Regions from separate parts of the Homo sapiens genome. Here all the other regions are linked to region 1. The links are chromatin loops, found by intact Hi-C in ENCODE. Cell type or tissue: dorsolateral prefrontal cortex. All regions are shown on one strand.

Region 1 (2,500 bases):
TTCTTTGACATGGAGTGTCGCTGTGTCGCCCAGGCTGGAGTACAGTGGTGTGATCTCGGCTCACTGCAACCTCTGCCTCCCGGGTTCAAGTGATCCTCCTGCCTCAGCCTTCAGAGTAGCTGGGATTACAGGCGCCTGCCACCACACTCAGCTAATTTTTGTATTTTTCGTAGAGATGGGGTTTCGCCATGTTGCCCAGGCTGGTCTTGAACTCCTGACCTCAAGCGATCCACCCGCCTTGGCTTCCCAAAGTGCTGGGATTACAGGCGTGAGTCACCGTGCCTGGCCAGAATAATAAAATTTTTATTGAATTTATTCTCAGTTCTTTTTTCTTTTTTTTGCTGTTATTACACATAGGATATTTTTACCATTATATTTTCTGCCTGGTTGTTTGCGTACGGAAATAGAATTAATTTTTGTATATTGATTTTGCATCCAGCCAACTCATCCTATTCTCTTATTGTTCCTAACAATTTTAATGGGCTCTGTCTTTCAAAGTATAGAATCATATCACCTACATATGAAAAATTTGCCTTCGTTTTTCCAGCGAATGGGGTCTTCTTTCCTCAACATCTCTGATGCTAGCATGTAGGATATCTATAGTCTTCTTTCCTTTTCTTTATTTTTTTCTGTATACTCCCAGACAACACGTTCCACACACAAATATATTTTTCTTCCAGAGACCTGACTGAATTCTCTAGTTTTTAATGTTTCTTGATTTTCAAGTATAAATCATTTCACCTGAAATAATAATATTTTGTTTTCCTCCTGCCCCCCAGTTTTAACCGCCTTGCCCCCTTTGAAGTCTTATATCTTGCCTGGGCGCTCCAAAACATTACATAAAAACGGTGAGAGCAGGGGCATTCGCATCCAGCTCGACTTTCATAGGAATGCGTCTGGCGTTTCAAACACTGTGAGGTTCACTATGGTTTTCTGAGTTGTCATTAAATTCAGGTTTGTTTAATTCCTGTTGACTAAAAATTTCATTTTCTTTTTTTTTTTTAATTACCAATCAATGTTACATTTTATCAGCGCCTTTGGTCATCTAACGGTCTGATAGGCCATTGCCATTGCACAGTGTTCTTCTAACGGAATTTAGAATCCTAGCTTCCGATGCTTTCTCAGAAGAAGAGCACGGGCGGTAGGAAAGAAGGACGCTTTCAGGAAGGATGGAGGGCCCAGGACGATTTCGCTCCCCGGTGGACGTGGAGGGCGGGCAGGGTCATCCTTTCTCCTGAAACTGGGGAGCCCTACGAAGGGGTTCCGGAGAAGACGCACGGATCTCGAATACCTCCCCGCCCGGCTGCCACTGGATGGCGCGCGCAACCTGCGGAACCACAGGGCGACATCCAGCTGCGGGCGGCGAAGGGAATTGGAGCGTGGACCTCTCCAGGCTTTTCATTCGCTGGTTCTGCCGGTGTCCCGCCTTTTCCATCTCCTCATTGGCTGTCGCCTCCGGGCCTGCGACTTTGCTCAGCCCCTCCGGGGAGTGGAATCGGGTGTGCAACAGGCCGTGAGGTCCGGCTTTGCGAGGAACTCCCATTGGTCAGTCAAACAGGAGTCCCACCCTCCTGGGCTTCCCATTGGTTGCTGTCCCACCGCTGCTCTCAGTTTCCCAGCGGCTGGGGATCTGGGTTTTCTGGGGGTGGAGGGGTGCAGTACGCTGCTGGAAGCTCGTTTCTCTTTCCACCGTTGTGTGCCTCGGGCTCGCGGTCAACGGGGCTGGACGAGGTTCAGAACCCTCCAGAGCGGCAGCTGTCCCCGGGGTGGGTTGTGGGACTCAACAGCCCTCAGGGGAAAATGGCGGGAGGCAGGTGGAGGTGTCTTCTTTGCACTGAAGACCTGGATACCCTGCTGCGGGCTGAACGGGAGGCTGGGGTGGAGCCCTGGCTCGGGTTATGGCCGGGGAGGAGACCACGCTGGGCGAGTGGGAGGCAGCCCCAGCCAGGGGCTGGAAGACCAAGTACCGGACCTTCAAGGGCCTTCTTGCACCCGCATCCCACAGTAAACAGGATACGTAGGTGACCGTCTAGAAAACTTGAGTTTCTCTTGACAAGTTGATGTGCCAGTTTTCGTATGCATTCAAATAAATATTTAGTAATTTCAACTTTGCGCTTTTAGCATTTTGGAGCTAGTAATAAATATTTTTTTTCTTTCAGGATTCAAGCATTTTATGAATCCTTGGAAAGTTTATAGGCCTGAGGCACAGGTGCCTGTAGTGGCTGGTGCATAAAACTGATTCTGTCTCCCAACCATCTCAAGGCACACACGCACTCCAGGTTGTCATGAAATCGCTGGGTTCTGACTCATGCAAAACAGACCAGTGGCTACTTATACACCAGGAGAGGCTGCCCAGCCTCGCTGCAGAGGCCCAGACCTGGGTCCTGTTGAATACACATACGCAGATAAAAGGCTGAGGTGACACACATCAGAATGGGAACAGGGAGGGCTCTAGATAATAAAAGTGAATGTAGAGTTTGTTTTAGAAGCCAGCCCAGGA
Region 2 (2,500 bases), 600 kb after region 1:
TGCCCAGGCTGATCTCCAGCTCCTGGGCTCAAGCAGTCCTCCCGCCTTGGCCTCCCAAAGCGCCAGGTTTCTAAGCGTGAGCCACCACGCCCAGCCCCACGATGGTTTTCTAAGACCCTAAGACCCAGATCTGCTTCTTCCCTCATCTGGGGGCCTGTTTGTCAACTTGATTCTGAGTTAACAGCTTAATGCCAAGAAGAAATCTCAGAGTGAAACAACTATTCACCCTTCCTCCTCCAGTACCCCGCAGATAGTCAGCCCCAGGAAGGGGACCAGTGCCAGGGTGAGCTGGGTTGGGAAGGGACCCCAAAGGGCTCCTTAGAAACTCATTAGCTGGGCCCATGTGTCTCTCTGAGAGTGCAGGAAAGGGGCTGGCCCAGTTCTTCAGGACCATTTTGACTTCATGAACAGAGGAGACCCCTGTGCTTTCATCTGAAGAGGTGGTTCACGGCTGCCTTTTACGCTCCCAGGTCACGCTGGAATTCCCCTGTAATGATTTTTGGGCTCCATGGTTCTCTAACAATCTCTGGTTAACTCAGCCGCAGACTCTCAGAGCCTGTCATCGCAGCGGGAGGAGGACGCTCCGGCGTTTCCTGCTCAGGCCTGTTTTCCTCCATCTCTGTCTCTGGCAGCAGGTGGGGAAGGAAGCTAACCAGGGCCTGTGTTTGCAGTCCCATCACAGAATAGGGCTCGTCAGAGAGTCAGAGCTCAGGAGTTCAGATGTCAGGGGTTTCGGCCCAGTTTTCTGTCACAGGCCTGAACTCTGACCCAGTGCCTCATGTCATTGATTTGGGTCCTTCCAGAGTCAAGCGTCAGCCTCACTGTTCCTCCTGTCGTAAAGCTGGAGAACGGCAGCTCGACCAACGTCAGCCTCACCCTGCGGTAAGTTCCTGGGCCTGGCGCTGTGCTCAGCTCCGCTCAGGCCCCGCAGCTGGGTCAGGGCTGACCCCTGGCTCAGTCTGTTCAGATTTCAGATGCGCTATTCTTGCCTCTTACCTGTAAGACAAGCCCTAGAAAAAGGGATGGTGCTAGCCCCGGGCTGCAGGATGGGATCGCAAAGGCTGACCCCCACCCTGAGTCCTCACTTTCCCTGGCAGGAGAAGGAAGGGGTGCTTCTCCCAGAGACGTGCGTCTTTTCCCCGCATGGGAAGAGTCCTGTGTGACCGGTGTTGAGGCCAGATTTCAAAGCGATTCTTTCTAAGACTAAGTATTTGAAGAGAGCCCTGAAGGTCAAGGGGCAGGGAGCTGAGCTGCTGGTTGGCACTTCTGAGGTTGCTTTCAGAAGCAGGAGTGGCCACGTCGGGTGAATGCCGCTCATGCTGGGCCTTGTCTGGGAGTCTCACTTGCTGCCACCTGCTGGCTTAGGCACAAACGTCGCGACCTAGTCCAGTCTGTGCCAGGGAGGCTGCCTCTGCCTTCTCTGCTCTTAGCTGCTTTGTCCTTCCCTTGCCTCCCAGCCGTGAGGATTCCCTGATGAAGAAGACCTAGAACCCTCTCCTTCTCTCTTTATGCCTTTCCCCCTTCCTCGCCTCTCCTGCGAGATCTGGCCTGAAAGCAAAGCTTTGGTTCCGAGGCCCCTAGCAGGCCTGCCATTCCGCTCCCAGCTCCTTCTGTCTCTGCACACCCTCCCCCTGCAAATCTTACAAGTCATCTCTTACCACAACTGTCCAGGCCCCTGGAGTGGCCTCCCACTGCCTTTCAGATTAACTCCAGGCCTCTAAACCCAGGGCCAGGGCCCAGAAGACGGCTTCCAGCCAGCACATCTGCCTTCTCCCGTCAGATGCCTCTCCCAGCTTTCCAAGTCCGGACTGCTCCCTCCTCATTCCCTGCCTGAGCCCTCTCCTCCTTCAGTCAAATGCTGGCCCTCACACAAGGCCCCACTCAGACCCGACTCTCTGGGAAGCCTTTCCCACCGGAGCAGGGAGCCACGGTCCTGGGCCTCCAGATGCCTCATTTGTCATTCACACCCACCTTGCTTTCTTCTCTGTTCTCACCCTACCCTGAAGGGACAGACACCTGGTCTCCTGATTAAGACAGGAAGGCCTACGGGAGCACGATTTCCACCTGGCTACCCATCAGGGTGGAGCACCTAGCATTTCCTAAGCCTAACTGCTTGAGAGTTGAAGGCCAGATGTGAAATCCAGAGGGTTGGTTGAGATCTCACTGTCCAGCTTCTCAGCAGTAATTAGACTCTTGTCCTCCACAGGCCACCATTAAATGCAACCCTGGTGATCACTTTTGAAATCACATTTCGTTCCAAAAATATTACTATCCTTGAGCTCCCCGATGAAGTAAGTAACCAATCTTAACGGATGGGTAGGGAAATGCTAGGTAACAGAACACATTTGAATTAAGAGCTGGTGGAAACAGGTCTCCTAGGCGGCCCCTGTTCCATCAACCTAGAAATCTGTGATTTTGGCTTTGTTGGTGTCTTTTGGGGATGAGTATCACATGCCATTAGATGGAATTAAGAAGGTGATAGTGAGGAACCTGAGGCAAA
Region 3 (2,500 bases), 680 kb after region 1:
AGCGCTCACCTCGGCCCAAGCGAAGCTCCAGCGGGAGCAATTGAGACCCAGGGACGAAGCTAGGGAGGGCCTGGCAGCCCCCGGCACTGGCCGGCAGGGGTAACCCAGGAAAAACAGTCTCCTGGCCTCTCGTTACCCGCTTCAGGCCCTCCGCCCTCCCCTGGCCTCTCGGGACGGCCGCGCTTACCTGAACCGAACTGTACGCACAAGCGCGCTCCTGACTCCAGGTGCACACCGTGGAGGCCTGAAACGAGAGCCATGACCGCGACGCGCTGAACAAACCAAGCCGCCAGTTTTCCGTCCCGTCCCGGCCCCGGCCCTGGCGAGGTGCGCATGCGCAGGGCCGGGAGCTAGGACCCCGCGGCAGGCGGGCGCGTCCGCGTCGCACGGAAGTCTCGCGATGTTTGCGTTTGAACCTCTTGGCGGGTGCCGGCCATGGCGGCTTCGCTCCCGGGACCTGGGAGCCGGCTTTTCCGCACATATGGGGCTGCGGACGGCAGGAGACAGCGGCGGCCGGGCCGGGAAGCCGCGCAGTGGTTCCCGCCGCAGGACCGGAGGCGTTTCTTCAACAGCAGCGGCAGCAGCGACGCCAGCATCGGCGACCCCTCGCAGTCCGACGATCCTGACGATCCCGACGACCCCGACTTCCCCGGCAGCCCGGTGAGGCGGCGGCGGAGGCGTCCCGGCGGCCGAGTGCCCAAGGACCGGCCCAGCCTGACCGTGACCCCAAAGCGCTGGAAGCTGCGAGCTCGCCCAAGCCTAACCGTGACCCCAAGACGCCTGGGGCTGCGAGCTCGGCCCCCGCAGAAGTGCAGCACACCCTGCGGCCCGCTCCGACTTCCGCCCTTCCCCAGCCGCGACTCCGGCCGCCTCAGCCCGGACCTCAGCGTGTGCGGCCAGCCCAGGGACGGCGACGAGCTGGGCATCAGTGCCTCCCTGTTCAGCTCTCTGGCCTCGCCCTGCCCCGGGTCCCCAACGCCAAGGGACAGTGTCATCTCGATCGGCACCTCCGCCTGTCTGGTTGCAGCCTCAGCCGTCCCGAGCGGCCTCCACCTCCCAGAAGTCTCCCTGGACCGAGCATCTCTCCCCTGCTCCCAGGAGGAAGCGACAGGAGGAGCCAAGGACACCAGGATGGTCCACCAAACCCGCGCCAGCCTCAGGTCAGTTCTCTTTGGCCTTATGAACTCAGGAACCCCTGAGGATTCTGAGTTTCGGGCAGATGGGAAGAATATGAGAGAGTCCTGCTGTAAAAGGAAACTGGTGGTGGGAAATGGACCAGAGGGTCCAGGTCTGTCAAGCACAGGCAAGAGGAGGGCCACAGGCCAGGACTCTTGTCAAGAGAGAGGGCTTCAAGAGGCCGTCCGGAGAGAGCATCAGGAGGCCAGTGTTCCCAAGGGCCGCATTGTGCCAAGGGGAATAGACAGGCTGGAGAGAACTAGATCAAGCCGGAAGAGCAAACATCAGGAGGCAACGGAAACCTCTCTCCTCCATTCCCACCGCTTTAAAAAGGGCCAAAAGCTGGGAAAAGATTCGTTCCCCACCCAGGACCTGACTCCTTTACAGAATGTCTGCTTTTGGACCAAAACCAGGGCTTCCTTCAGTTTCCACAAGAAGAAAATTGTGACTGATGTGTCAGAGGTCTGCAGCATCTATACCACTGCCACTTCTCTCTCTGGATCCCTCCTATCAGAATGTTCAAACCGGCCTGTCATGAACAGAACAAGTGGTGCTCCGTCCTCTTGGCACTCCTCCTCTATGTATTTGCTAAGCCCCTTAAACACTCTAAGTATTTCAAACAAAAAGGCATCTGATGCTGAAAAGGTTTATGGGGAATGCAGTCAGAAGGGTCCTGTCCCCTTTAGCCATTGCCTTCCCACAGAAAAACTGCAACGCTGTGAGAAGATTGGGGAAGGGGTGTTTGGCGAAGTGTTTCAAACAATTGCTGATCACACACCCGTAGCCATAAAAATCATTGCTATTGAAGGACCAGATTTAGTCAATGGATCCCATCAGAAAACCTTTGAGGAAATCCTGCCAGAGATCATCATCTCCAAAGAGTTGAGCCTCTTATCCGGTGAAGTGTGCAACCGCACAGAAGGCTTTATCGGGCTGAACTCAGTGCACTGTGTCCAGGGATCTTACCCTCCCTTGCTCCTCAAAGCCTGGGATCACTATAATTCAACCAAAGGCTCTGCAAATGACCGGCCTGATTTTTTTAAAGACGACCAGCTCTTCATTGTGCTGGAATTTGAGTTTGGAGGGATTGACTTAGAGCAAATGCGAACCAAGTTGTCTTCCTTGGCTACTGCAAAGAGCATTCTACACCAGCTCACAGCCTCCCTCGCAGTGGCAGAGGCATCACTGCGCTTTGAGCACCGAGACTTACACTGGGGGAACGTGCTCTTAAAGAAAACCAGCCTCAAAAAACTCCACTACACCCTCAATGGGAAGAGCAGCACTATCCCCAGCTGTGGGTTGCAAGTGAGCATCATTGACTACA

The links. Peaks named below come from ENCODE experiments on the same cell type or tissue, not always from the same donor. Only the 100,000 strongest peaks of a DNase experiment are listed, where the experiment ranks them.
Region 2: a loop joins it to region 1, with 4 times the contacts of the local background. A loop is called at or near these places in 41 of 110 quality-filtered maps.
Region 3: it touches region 1 in a loop (7-fold over the local background); 9 of 110 quality-filtered maps call a loop at or near these places.

The regions. Positions count from the first base shown.
Region 1 is chr17:3,047,549-3,050,048 of GRCh38, forward strand. No RefSeq gene overlaps it. Among named protein-coding and RNA genes, the nearest start is that of OR1D5, 15 kb to the right of the region's middle. In dorsolateral prefrontal cortex, CTCF peaks have their summits at 1,331 (motif pointing right) and 1,530; a DNase peak (open chromatin) is centred at 1,443; H3K4me3 peaks cover 1,843 bases; H3K27ac peaks cover 1,533 bases.
Region 2 is chr17:3,646,641-3,649,140 of GRCh38, forward strand. It overlaps CTNS (cystinosin, lysosomal cystine transporter), which reads left to right. Exons shown (of 12, transcript NM_004937.3): 4 at 804-882; 5 at 2,207-2,291. All of the region lies in intron 4 of LOC105371493 (a long non-coding RNA gene), which reads right to left. Among named protein-coding and RNA genes, the nearest start is that of CTNS, 11 kb to the left of the region's middle. In dorsolateral prefrontal cortex, a CTCF peak has its summit at 1,350 (motif pointing left); a DNase peak (open chromatin) is centred at 1,341; H3K27ac peaks cover 732 bases.
Region 3 is chr17:3,723,501-3,726,000 of GRCh38, forward strand. It overlaps ITGAE (integrin subunit alpha E), which reads right to left. Exons shown (of 31, transcript NM_002208.5): 27 at 188-244. It overlaps HASPIN (histone H3 associated protein kinase), which reads left to right and starts at 403. Exons shown (of 1, transcript NM_031965.2): 1 at 403-2,500. The coding sequence starts at 436. It also overlaps a transcript of P2RX5 not described here. RefSeq lists a silencer at 304-463 and an enhancer at 333-1,088. In dorsolateral prefrontal cortex, a CTCF peak has its summit at 333; DNase peaks (open chromatin) are centred at 381, 711 and 1,007; H3K4me3 peaks cover 1,411 bases; H3K27ac peaks cover 525 bases.